Regions from separate parts of the Homo sapiens genome. Here all the other regions are linked to region 1. Evidence: chromatin contacts called from ENCODE Hi-C or POLR2A ChIA-PET data. All regions are on one chromosome and are shown on one strand. Each heading gives the region's core, a stretch centred on a gene start or an enhancer-like site at or near the end of the contact. The rest is flanking DNA. Distances are from core to core; before and after follow the strand shown. Region 1 holds the start of NFX1 (nuclear transcription factor, X-box binding 1). Region 2 holds the start of UBAP1 (ubiquitin associated protein 1). Region 3 holds the start of DCAF12 (DDB1 and CUL4 associated factor 12). Region 4 holds the start of RIGI (RNA sensor RIG-I).

What was found. Hi-C counts contacts between places; a loop is a spot of excess contacts on that map. ChIA-PET counts read pairs that join two places held with the same protein, here RNA polymerase II (POLR2A). Pooled maps may share reads with other maps.
Region 2: a loop to region 1 is called in a pooled map, with 13 times the contacts of the local background. The contact joins the promoter of UBAP1 here to the promoter of NFX1 in region 1. A Hi-C loop is called at or near these places in 9 of 50 pooled maps. POLR2A ChIA-PET finds 5 or more read pairs at or near these places in 3 of 52 experiments (WTC11, activated CD4-positive, alpha-beta T cell and activated CD4-positive, alpha-beta memory T cell).
Region 3: a map of CD8-positive, alpha-beta T cell shows a loop between it and region 1 (7-fold over the local background). The contact joins the promoter of DCAF12 here to the promoter of NFX1 in region 1. A Hi-C loop is called at or near these places in 1 of 168 maps with a recorded cell type or tissue (CD8-positive, alpha-beta T cell) and 9 of 50 pooled maps. POLR2A ChIA-PET finds 5 or more read pairs at or near these places in 1 of 52 experiments (Panc1).
Region 4: a loop to region 1 is called in a pooled map, with 7 times the contacts of the local background. The contact joins the promoter of RIGI here to the promoter of NFX1 in region 1. A Hi-C loop is called at or near these places in 5 of 50 pooled maps.

The regions. Positions count from the first base shown.
Region 1 is chr9:33,289,084-33,292,068 of GRCh38, forward strand. It overlaps NFX1 (nuclear transcription factor, X-box binding 1), which reads left to right and starts at 1,433. Exons shown (of 24, transcript NM_002504.6): 1 at 1,433-1,514. The coding sequence starts at 1,490. It also overlaps the pseudogene LOC100862682. RefSeq lists enhancers at 1-323, 1,029-1,448, 1,459-1,508, 1,478-2,677, 1,659-1,708.
Region 2 is chr9:34,177,607-34,180,591 of GRCh38, forward strand. It overlaps UBAP1 (ubiquitin associated protein 1), which reads left to right and starts at 1,437. Exons shown (of 7, transcript NM_016525.5): 1 at 1,437-1,634. RefSeq lists enhancers at 486-1,444, 1,250-1,679, 1,445-2,401, 2,402-2,985.
Region 3 is chr9:34,125,284-34,128,268 of GRCh38, forward strand. It overlaps DCAF12 (DDB1 and CUL4 associated factor 12), which reads right to left and starts at 1,415. Exons shown (of 9, transcript NM_015397.4): 1 at 1,071-1,415. The coding sequence starts at 1,148. RefSeq lists an enhancer at 964-1,665 and a silencer at 1,100-1,149.
Region 4 is chr9:32,524,806-32,527,790 of GRCh38, forward strand. RIGI (RNA sensor RIG-I) reads right to left here and starts at 1,391. Exons shown (of 18, transcript NM_014314.4): 1 at 1,256-1,391. The coding sequence starts at 1,361. RefSeq lists an enhancer at 1,292-1,541.

The DNA of each region.
Region 1 (2,985 bases), core at 183-2,682:
CTAAAGCACAAGCACCTTAGTCATCCCTCCTCTCCCCCTGCCTCCTGGCCTGCCACCCCACCCCAGCGTTTACCCCAAAGCACAATGCCCTGGTCACTTGGCAAGTGGCTGGGCCTGACGGAGGCCAAGGGGCAGACCGGGGCTCCAGCCAGACCCCCGAAAGGAAGCAGGTGCTCCCCCACTTCCAGGACTTAGTTGGGGCGGGGGGCCCAGCTCCTGGGCCTAGGGTCTTCTCACCCCCACCCCCTTGTCCTGGGTAGGCCCCTGCCTGCCCCTCTCTGCCTTTTCCTCGGGTGTCCCTCCTCGAGCCCCTGCGGCACTGGCTTGGGTGGCAGAGCCCACTTGTTTCAGGGACCCCAGGAGGTGGTGCCCCCTGGCTCCTGGGACTGTGTGTGGGTCTGGGGGGTGGGGGGGTGGGGAGAAGCGTCGGGCAGGGGGTGCAGGGGAGGAAACTCCTCACCAGGAAAGCCAAAGACAGGGTTGTGCCTTACCTCAGGAGCCACCCGTTCCCCCTTGCCCTGCCGTTCACCCTCCACCTTTCCCCCCGGGCGGCCTGCTGCTTTTTCCTTCTCTTCCTCCCCTGCCCTGCCCTGAGCTGCATGGTTCCCCTACCCTGGGAAGCCAGGAAGGAATCTGAATGGAGAATCACCAACCACCAAAGAAAAAAAGACTGCGGGGCCCTCCCCTGCCAACTCCCCTTCCCTGGCCGCCCACTCACCCACACCTCTTTCACGCAGGACAGGCTGCCCACCCTGTCCACGTGAAGTGCCAACGCCCTCCCCACCCTGGGCCGAGCCCCCACCCCTCCCTGGGCCCCCAAGTGAGATTGCACATTTAACTACTGTAAGGAGAGGAGCGGCGTTGGCAAATGTGAACCATGAGAATATCGGTGATACTGATGAGAATAAACGCCTTTGTAAAAAAAAAAAAAAAAAAAAAAGTCTGGAGCCAGGCGTGGTGGCTCGCCTGTAAGCCAAGCACTTTAGGAGGCCAAAGCGGCAGGATCGCTTGAGGCCAGGAGTTGGAGAGACTAGCCTGGGCAACATGGCGAAACCCGTCTCTACTAAAAATAGCTGCGCATGGTGGCTCCGCCTGTAGTTCCAGCTACCGGAAGGCTGAGGCGGGAGGATTAGAGACTGAAGCTATAGTGAGCCATGATCAGACCACTGCACTCAAGCCTGGGTAAGGCAGCAAGACCCTATATCAAAAAATAAAAAAAGGAAAACCACAATGATTACGCAAGTCGCCGCCCTCCCTCCTGCGATTGTTGCTATTTCCATCCAGCTACTAGTCTCCTCCTCCCGCCCGACACCTGGCGCGTCTATCTGACGTCACGAACGCGCCACACAGATTCGGGCTGCGCAACCTCTGTGGCCGTCTACACGGCGCGCAGATGCGAATATTCTCGCGGCGCCGGAAGTCCGGGGCACGTGACCTGGTGACAGTGCTGACTTGGCTGTACAGCTCGATCTAGGTTCTGCGGCACGGGATGGCGGAGGCGCCTCCTGTCTCAGGTATTGTCCCGGCCCGAGCGGGACTGGGCCCCTTTCAGGGAGCGGAAATTGGGTCAGTGACGAAGTTCTAGGGCCTCAGCCACTCATATCGCGAGAGTAGCACATGCTAGGGCGTAGGATAGTGGCTCGGAAGGGCCAAGCCCCGCGCATCGTGCGTACGAAGATCTGTGTCTTCTTGGACTAGATGGTGAAGCCCAGTAGCTGGGTTTCGGAGGAGAGAGGACTTGTCCCGGCGCTGCGAGTCGATGTGGGTGCCCTGCCTTCCCACAGGCTGTTTCTGGGGCAGCGGCGCACTGACCTTCGACAGGCGGGCGTCGGCCAGGTCACAGCCAGTGACGGTGGCGGGCTCTTGACGTGTAGGGTGTGGTGTGCTCATACCGCCTGGAGTGGTGGCGTGGGCGCGAGCCGAATTCCAGTAGTTTAGAGTCTCAGCCTGCTGCGAACCCCGTGTGACTCAGTCTCAGTCTCCTCATCTGTCAGTTGGGAGTAGATAAGTTAATTCCTGTGATGGCTCCCGCCCTGTACTGTACCTATTCTGTAATTGTTCACTCACTCCCCCTCCTGGAGTTGCCTCAGTGTGTAGAGACAGCCTCATTTGTTCGTTGATATAACATCCATTTCCTCAGGGTGTTCCATAGATCAGTGTTTTCCAAATGTGTTGGACAGCAACCAAAAGAAACATTTTGCATCGCGACCTTAAATATTGTACACTTACATAAATATAAAAGCGAACCAGAAGTTTCTGGAAGCAGTGAGGTTGGTTGGTTTGTTTTACAATCAGCAATATATTCTGTTTTCTGTTTCGTTTAAAAATATGTCACAGCCCACTGCCTTCATTTGATTTTATGGCCCACTCTGGAAAACAGGGCAGCAGTTTGCAGAATGGAGTTTGGAAACCATTGGTTTGAATCTCAGCTCTGTCCCTGACCAGCCGTTGGGGCACCAAGAAGACCATATATGTATTTGTATACTGGGTGGCAGGTAAAATGTATTTATTACTATGGTTCTTAGTTTAAAAAGTTAGGGCCGGGCGTGGTGGCTCACGCCTGTAATCCTAGCACTTTGGGAGGCCGAGGTGGACGGATCACGAGGTCAGGAGATCGAGACCATCCTGGCTAACACGGTGAAACCCCGTCTCTACTAAAAATACAAAAAATTAGCTGGGCATGGTGGCACGCGCCTGTAGTCCCAGCTACTCCGGAGGCTGAGGCAAGAGAATTGCTTGAACCCTGGAGGCGGAAGTTGCAGTGAGCCAAGATCGTGCCACTGCACTCCAGCCTGGGCGACAGAGTGTGACTTCGTCTCAAAAAAAAAAGTTGGAAAACACACTGCATTGGTGTACCCTAGTCTTGATGTGGATATTAAGTCTTCCTTGGGGTTGGAAAACTTTTTGGGCTGGGTATTTTGTTATTCTCCTCACCTAGTCCTTCACCAGATTCTCTAAACTGGATCTATTGATCGTCTCATCCAC
Region 2 (2,985 bases), core at 187-2,686, 890 kb after region 1:
TGAGCTCAAGAGATCTGACCATCTTGGCCTCCCAAAGTGCTGGGATTACAGGCGTTAGCCATCGTGCCTAGTCATTTTATTTTATTTTATTTTATTGCGACAAGATCTTGCTCTGTCACCCATGTTTGGAGTACACCAGCACAATCCTGGCTCACTGTAGCCTCGACCTCTCAGGCTCAAGTGATCCTCCTATCTCAGCCTCCTGAATAGTTAGGACCACAGGCACATGCCACCACGCCCAGATAATTTGAGTTTTTGTAGAGACAAGGTCTCACTATGTTGCCCAGGCTCACCTAATTTTTACCAAACTTTTTGTAGAGACGGGGGTCTCATGTTGCTTAAATTGGTCTTGAACTCCTGGGCTCAAGAGTCATCTTATTCAATTAATAATTCTCTGTCTCCTAATTCCAGCAGACATAGAAAGACACAGAAGGCCAGCGCCATGGCTCACGCCTACAATCCCAGCAATTTGGGAGACTGAGGCTTGAGCCCAGAAGTTTACCACCAGCCTGGGCAACATGGTGAGACCCCGTCTCTCCATATATATATATAAAATAATAAAAATTATCCGGGCGTGTTGGCATGTGGCTATAGTCCAAGCTACTCAGAAGGCTGAGGTGGGAGGATCACTTGAGCCCGACAGGTGGAGGTTGCAGGGTTGCAGTGCGCCAACATCGCGCCACTGCACTCCAGCCTAGGCGACAGAGCGAGACCCTGTCTCAAAAAAACAAAAAACACCCCAAACAGAAACAACAACAACAACAAAAACCCCCACAGAAGGCAGTGAAGGCTTGGGATAGGATTACCTGGTTTAAACCCATAGAATGTCAGAATTGAAGGAAGACTTAGAGGTCACCTTTGTTTTTTTTTCTTTTGATACAGAGTCGCGTTCCGTTGCCCACCTGGAGTGCAGTGGCGCGATCACGGCTACCGCAGCCTCGACCTCCCGGGCTCAAGCGACCCTCCTGCCTCGGCCTCTCAAAGTGCTGGAGTTACAGGCGTGAGCCACTGCGCCCGGCCTAGAAGTCACCTTTCAACTTAGTCCTCTATACATGGGAAAAGTGAGGTCCAGAAAGGGTATGAGTTGTACCAGGTCGCTGACCCTGAACAGAAGCTAGATGTCTTAATTCCCAAATAGGACTCGCTGCTAACTCTTTGGGCATACCTTCGCGATTCAAGGCTCTTGGGTTTCCCGCTTTGGCCGCCTCGCCAAACCCAAGTCTTACACTCTTAGTGACCCCCTCCTTTCCTCCTTCCCCCTTAGGTCAGCAGGGTTTACTCATTCCAATTGCAATGCTCCATGTTGCCGGAGTAGCTCCTCGCTAGAAGAGAGATTAGTTATGTCACCGTCGGCTCCTCCCATTGGTCCGGGCGTGTGGAGCGCGGCGCCATGACGTCAGACGCCCAAATGAGTGGGGCGGTGAGGGGAAGGAGGAGGGAAGTAGGACTTCAACATGGCGGCTGCGGCACTGGCGGTGGCTACGGTGACGGCCTGGCCCGGAGCGGGCAGAGTTGGAGGTGGTGGCGTTCGCTCTCCCTAGGGGCTGTCGGGAGCTCAGCGGGGACCGAGCCTGGGAGGCCGGCCGGTGCCAGCACCTTTCGGCTTCTGAGACGGCGGCAGCAGCGGCATTCAGGTGAGGGGGGCCTCCCTCTGGGGGAGGGGGAAGAGGGGCGGAGTTGGGGGAGGGGGGCTGGTACTGGGAGACTGGGAAACGGGATGGGGGGCCGAGCGAGGTGAAGGGCGCCGGAGCTAGGAGGTGGGAGGGAAAAGTGGCCGGAGATCCGCGATTCGGGGAGGATTCTGGGAGAAGGGTCGGAGTGAGGGGACCGGAGTTGAAGGGGCGGAGGGGAAGTGGGATGCGGAAAAATGAGTTCGGATTAAGGAGACTAATACCCTACTGGAAGACAGGCATAGTAGACATCTATCGGGCTGGACTGAGAACTCGGTGGGAACTAGAGGATGTCAGGGAGGGGGACCCAGATTTTAGTAAAGAAGGTGAGTGGTGGGGAGTTGAGGGTGAGCTGGGGACGTGCGGTGTAGATTTAGTTCTCCCTGAGGCAATGAGATTGGGGAGAAAAGGTGGAGACTAGACCAGAGGTGAGTGATCTTTGGGGATATCTTTGGCCTTGTCTGGTCTTCTCCAGGTATGTTTATCCGCCTTTTTTGTTTCTTGGGTGGAGGCTTACCTATACAGTCCACCTGGGCCTCAGGAACCGCCCCAGTCTTTCTTGTGGAACGTCAGGTTCATTTATTTGAGCTATATCAGTGATCTTTGACCTTTGTTGCCAAATGTAATTGTTTCCAGACTAGCGTCTTAAAAGTATGGTTGGGCATAAAAATACGTTTTATGTTAAACTGAAAAAAAAATTGTTACTTTTAGTCACCATGCAGTGTTGCGAAACCAGATTTGGTAATTTAGTTAAGTATTACGTATATTCTGTTCTAACTTTACTCGTTAGTGCTTTGTCTCTTCAGTTATTAGCATTTGAGAATTTGAATAGATATGATGGATGTTTTCCTTTTTAATTTTGTCAGATTTGATGGTGGGAAAAACAAGATACTTAGTCTTTAGTGATATATAGTTCTTTCTAGTTAATGTCCCAACCTAAACTAAAAGTTTCCGTATTGGCCGGGCGCTGTGGCTCACGTCTGAAATCCCAGCACTTTGGGAGGCCGAGGCGGGCGGATCACGAGGTCAAGAGTTCAAGACCAGCCTGACCAACATGTTGAAACCCTTTCTCTACTAAAAAGCCAGCCGGGCGTGGTGGCAGGCGCCTGTAATCCCAGCTACTCGGGTGGCCGAGGCAGGAGAATGGCTTGAACCTGGGAGGCGGAGGTAGCAGTGAGCCTAGATCGCTGCATTGCACTCCAGCCTGGGCAACAGAGCGAGACTCCGACTCAAAAAAAAAAAAAAAGTTTACGTATTATGGCAAAGAATGTGAAATGTGTCAAGTCTTAAAAGAATTACATTGTCCGCATTAACT
Region 3 (2,985 bases), core at 165-2,664, 840 kb after region 1:
AAACAACATTAGAAATCAGGGCTTTGGCTACTCTTCTTCAGAACAGATCCTACTGTATTACAGAAATCACCAACTCATAACTCATACTGCAGAATTTACAAACAACACAAATACAAACACAAGAGAACAAGAATCTCAATCCAGAAAGTCGTTTAACTCTTCCAACATTAAAAAGATGTTGCTCACAGTCAAACTTACCAATGTGAATTACAAGGGCTGAAAGTCAAGGGAATGAATGCAGAATAGAACAGACTAAAAGGTTTACTAGACATTTTAGGAGTGAAAGATTGAAGGAAATGAGAGGTAGAGTGATTCCCATACCGACATGGGCTGCATCTCTACCCAGCCCCCTTCTCCCTCTCAGTCTGTACTCCCACTGGAGCACGGAAGATACAGTCCAAGGAGCCAGACCTGGCTCCCAGGTCTTCCAGGGATGCATCATCAATGACCGTTCCTCTGTCATCATGCCCGCGCTCCAGGCAGTTGCAGAATTCGAAAAATCAACCGCCAACGGGGTAGTAGGCCCCCGGGAAATCAGAGGCCATATCTATGTCCAAGAAGGCCTTCCCCTCCAAAGGGGGCGGCATAGAGATGATACCTGGGAACTGTTGTTTCTTTTGGGGTCCAAACGCCGAAAGGCCCAGCTCAGGGTTGGGTATACATATAGGGAGACTACTTCCTTCTTCCAGGAGGGACGCAATCATCCCAGCTTCCTAGGGCCCATGGAAGGTAGAGTTCACTCTACCAGAGTTTGTTTCCGATTCCCTTAACTTCGGTTTCCCCTTCCTCCAAAGCCAAGATTCTGGTTTCTTTTCAAGCCCTATCCACGAATGCAGGCCTCCCGCGGATTATGTCCCATTCCTGAGTTCCCCTTTGGCTCCTCACCGCCCTGGCCTATCTGCCCTCCAGTTAACGAGGGTCCAGTCCTGACCCTATAGGCCCTGAACCCATTCCTGTTTTGCCTCTGACTGCAGACCCTGGACCCCGATTCCCGTCGCAGGATCTGCGGACCCTAAGCCCATCTTGGTTCCTCAGCCTCACCACCCAGGTGCCGGCCTCTCAACCCTCACCTGCGGGCCCTGAGCGTCGCTCCCAGCTCCCGGCGAGGCGGGCGCTTTCCGCTTCCTGCTAACTACTTTCCGGGCCATAGTGGGCAGCGCCGCCGCGGCCCCGCAGCCACATGGGGCGGGGGAAGCGAAGGATAGCAGGACGGCGGGTCATATACTGGGCCCCGGGGCCGCGCACCTTAGTGCGCCCGGCCCGGAAAATGGCCCGGACCCGGAGCGGCAGCAGAAAAAAGATAGGCGGAAAGAAAGGAAAGAGAGAGGAAGGACTTGAGCCGGGAAAGGGAAGGGGAAGCGAGAATGAGCGGCTTTCCGACGGCAGAGCCTGCAAGGACGGCGAGCGGCTAGAACCAAAACACCCCCTCCCCCTTGCTCGCGCGCCGTCACCCTTGCGCAGCCGCACTTCGGATAGCGTCGCCACGGAAACACCGCCGGAACGAGATGGGCGGGATCTAGGGGTTGGAAGATAGTTCTCTGGTGTTTCCCGGCCGCCGCCAGGCCATTTTCAACGGTTGTTTGGCTACTGCTGGATGGAAGTGGACGAGCTGGGGCCAAGGGAATCTGGCTTCTGGCCGCCGACCTCCGACCCCAGCCCGCCTATCCGCAGGCACCCGGAAGTGAGGACCACCAGTGCTGCTGGGGGAAGGAATCCTCCCTAGTGCAGGCCTTAACCCGGTTACCTCCCATCTGGCACCAAACGTTTCCCTGAATCTGTCACAAACCGTGCCCTGGCTCCAAGGGCTGGACAGGGGGGTGGGGGGGTGGGGGGCAGGAACCGCTCCCACCCTCGAGGTGAAGTCCAGTCAGGAAGTCAGGGCAGTGTGGCCAGACTTTCCCACCACTGAGAACCTGCCCAGCACAACCAACCCAGGCCGCCCTACGAGTCTCTGGCTACCCTCTTCCCACCGCTGGGTAGCCCTGAGGCTCCATTCTCCGCTCTGTCTCCTCCTGATCCTTTCTCCTGTCCGAAATGCTTCAGCCCCTCAGTCAGTTTCAGCTCCTCAGTCACCTTCCCCTTACGGTGCAACTTCACCATTCCCTTTAGATTTCCATGACCTGCCATCTAAACCACATGGTCTTTTGTGCTTTATGAAGTAGTCATCACGCTGTAAACTTATCTGTAGCTGCCTGCCTCACTCTTGGATTCAGGTTGCGTCTCCATTAGGGCAGGTCGGGAATTCTGAACTACAGGAAAGAGAGTGGTCATTTTTGGCTTGCCAGTCCAGTTAGAGCTGGCATTGGCCTCCAAACAAGGGGGCTTCATCAGGATCACCCTTGCCAACATTTTTGGAAGATCCTGAAGGAATATGACTGCCAGCCTTCGCTTTCCTCAAGCAAACAAACCCTCTGAGGAAGCAGGATGCTCTTGCTTGGGGCTGATTGGCCTCAGGCTGTGGTGCCCAGTTACCTGCTGGTCACTTCAGGCTTCAGGCCTCAGGCCTCATACCTCCAAGGAGCTCTGTTGGACCATCTCAAGTTCTGTCAACAAGGAGATTTGGATTTGTTTTCCAAGCCGAATCAAAGACCAGATTGAAGCAGGGTCTCCTGCCATCCCAAGTCGGCACTACCACTAACCCCTAATGTCTTGCGAAAGGCAGCTCCATCTTATTTGGTCAGGCCTGTCCCTTTAGAGATATGCACATAGTGAGTGGGTCAGGAGTGGGTCAGCTTTCTTTTTTGAGTCTGTTCTAATTCTGTCTTGCCCCGCAATGCTCTGGATGACCCAAGAGCCCCTGGGCAAGAGTCTGGAATCCTTTGAGAATCTCTAGGCTCAGATTGGGCTGTCAGTGCCAAGAGGGGCACACTGGGCACTGCTGCAGTCTCTTTCTCAAAGTTCCTTTACTTCATCTTCACAACCTAGGAACCATCCCCAAATGTACCTTATAGCAGAGCTCGCGATTTCTTTTCTTTTTTTTTTTTT
Region 4 (2,985 bases), core at 141-2,640, 760 kb before region 1:
TTGGCCAAGCTGGTCTCGAACTCCTGACCTTGTGATCCACCCGCCTAGGCCTCCCAAAGTGCTGGCTGCAGGGAGCCGAAGGCCCTTGGGATGTGACCAACTCAGCATTCCGCTGGAGGCTATATGATCAAACAGCAAACTGTTTATCATGAATGCAGCACCTGGGCAAACTCACACTGCCTTGCCACCAAATGGTTTGCTGAGCGCCTCACTCCCTGGCGCCAGGCTCCTTGAAATTATTTATTGAGAAATCTAGCACCTATTGTTCAAAGAATGCAGTCTTGCAAGCCTGCTGTGAATCAAGCAGCCAGCCAACAAGCACCTCCCCTTCTCGCTATCTCTTTTGCCTAATAAGAAGGGCTGTGTAAAGCTCAGGGCCCTTGTCCACTAGAGGCAAGGTGCCCCCTGACCCCTTCTTCCAGATATACTCTTTTGTCTCTTGTCTTTTATTCCCGCGTTCGCCCCTCTTTGTTCAGTCCCCTAGGTCCGTGCGGGTTACATAGTGGCACCCCGAACAGCAACAGCATCGGGTGCTCTACAGCTGGGATTACAGCGTGAGGGACCACGCCCGGCCTCATCGATATCTTTTAAGTACCACCTCCTTTCACCTCTTTCCCAGAAGCCTCTGCTCATCTCCAGCACAAAGTAATTCGATACAAATTTACAAAATGGTCATTACCCAGGATCACCTGTCTCCGAAGTTAGATGGAAACACCTGTATTAAAGCCTAAAGCTATTCGGTCTGGAAAAGTCCGGCTCCTCTCCAGCTTCCACTTCTTTAGGCGTGCAAATAAGATTCGGCAGAGTAAGCATCAACTTCCTTTAAGCTCAGACCGCACTTTGTGCTCAGTACTGTAATTATCTGCCCTTTGTGTCCCATCCCTTGGACTGTAATGTATACTAAGGAAGAGCCCTTATCTTATTTCTCAATCTCTGTCAGTACCCAGCCAAGCACACAGTAGACTTTAATATTAGTGAAAATAAATGAAACAAAATTTCTTCCCCAGCTTTGAACCTAAATAGATGAGCACCCTTAAGCAAGTCACTTCACCTCGCTGGAACTCAGTTTCCCCACCTAGGCCTCCGAGGGCTCCTCAAACTCTGGCAACCTCTAGCCTAAAATGCTGCGGAGATCTTACCACAAACCTGGGGAGTCTGGCAGGCTCTCTGCATTGATTAAAAGAAGGGAACGAAGCAAGAGAAAAACAAGTCCTCAATTGTTTTCCGCCGAGAAGGCGCCGCTGGAGACACTCACCCTCCCTAAACCAGGGGGCCATGTAGCTCAGGATGTAGGTAGGGTCCAGGGTCTTCCGGATATAATCCTGGAAGGCTTGCAGGCTGCGTCGCTGCTCGGTGGTCATGCCGGCCTCTGCTTGCAGCTAGCTACGTTCCCCGCAGGCTGTGCCTCACTAGCTTTAAAGCCGGGTAGGAGGAGGGCGTGGCGAGCGGGGAAAGCAGGGATTTTCCGAGGAAATGAGGCCGGACGCGAGGCGGAGCTGCATAGGAACTTTAATAACTAAAGGGAAAATCGAAAGTGCAACTAGCGGCGGGCGGGGTTCGCGGAGGCTGTTTTGCCTCGGGCTAGTTTCGTTTCCCTCCGCACCGAGGAAGCCCGGGAACGGAGAGGACCCCTAGGAATTGCTTTTATTTTTATGATCTTATATTTTGTTTTGCTTTTATAGCGCTAACGTTTAGACACAGTAAAATGCACACAATCTGAGTGTGCAATTCGATGAGTTTTGTAAAGTGTACACCTGTGTACCCAGTTCTCCCACGTCGGCTGGGTGCCAGGGTAAGTCTATGTTTAGCTTTATAGGAAACCGCCACCTGTTGTCCAAAATGACTGATTACATCCAGTTTACATTCCCACCCGCAGTAGGAGAGCTCCAGTAGATAGACACATTGGTCAGCCTTTCTTTTTTTTTTTTAATTTTAACTTCCATCTTGGTCGGTGTGAAATGGTATATTATTGTGGTTTTAATTTTAATTTCCCATATAATTAATGGTGGGCACATTTGCATGTGCTTACTGGGTCATTCATATATCTTTTGTGAAGCATCTGCTCCAATCTTTTGCCTGACTTTGGAGTTTTTTGGTTTATGGATTTACAGGAGTTATTTATTCAGGATACAAAATTGTTAAATATATGTATTCGAAATATCTTCTTCCAGTCTGTGGCTTACCATTTCATTTTCTTAAAGGTGTCTTTTGAGGAGCAGACACTTATATTGATGCAATTTTCAGGTTTTTCTTCTGTTTGTTGTTTTTTGTGTCCTCTTTAATAAATCTTTGCCTACCCCAAGGTCATGAAAATATTGTTTCCTTTTAGATTTATATTTTTAGCCTTTACTTCTGGGTCTATTACTATCTCAAAATAATTTTGTTGTGGCGTGAGATGGGGGGTCCAGGTTCACTTTTTCCATATTTCTAATTGTTTCAGCACCGTTTGTTGAAAACTTTTCCTTTTGGCATTGGATAGCCTTGGGACCTTTGTAAAAAAACCAAGTCCATTGAATGTATATGTGTCTATTTCTGACTCTTGTTATATTCTACTTCCTACTACTTTGACAATACCATTGTCTCTAGGTTACTTTAGATTTCAACTAAGTCTCAAAATCAAGTACTACTAAGTTCTCCAAATTTGTTTTTCACTGTGAAGATATTAGCTATTTGAGATTCTTTGCATTCCTTTTTTTTTTTTTTTTTTAATTTCTTTTTTGAGACAAGGTCTCACTCTGTCTCCCAGGCTGGAGTGCAGTGGTGCAAACAGGGGTCACTGCAACCTTGAATCCCTGTGCATTTCCATATGAAATAAGAATCAACTTGTCAATTACCCCTTCCTTCCCCCAAAAAAAGTTTATGGGGATTTTGATCAAGATTGCATTGAACCTACAGATAAACTTGGGGAGAAGTGACATCTTAACAATATTGAGTCTTCTAATCCATAAGCATGGTATGCCTTTTCATTTACTTAGGTCTATAATT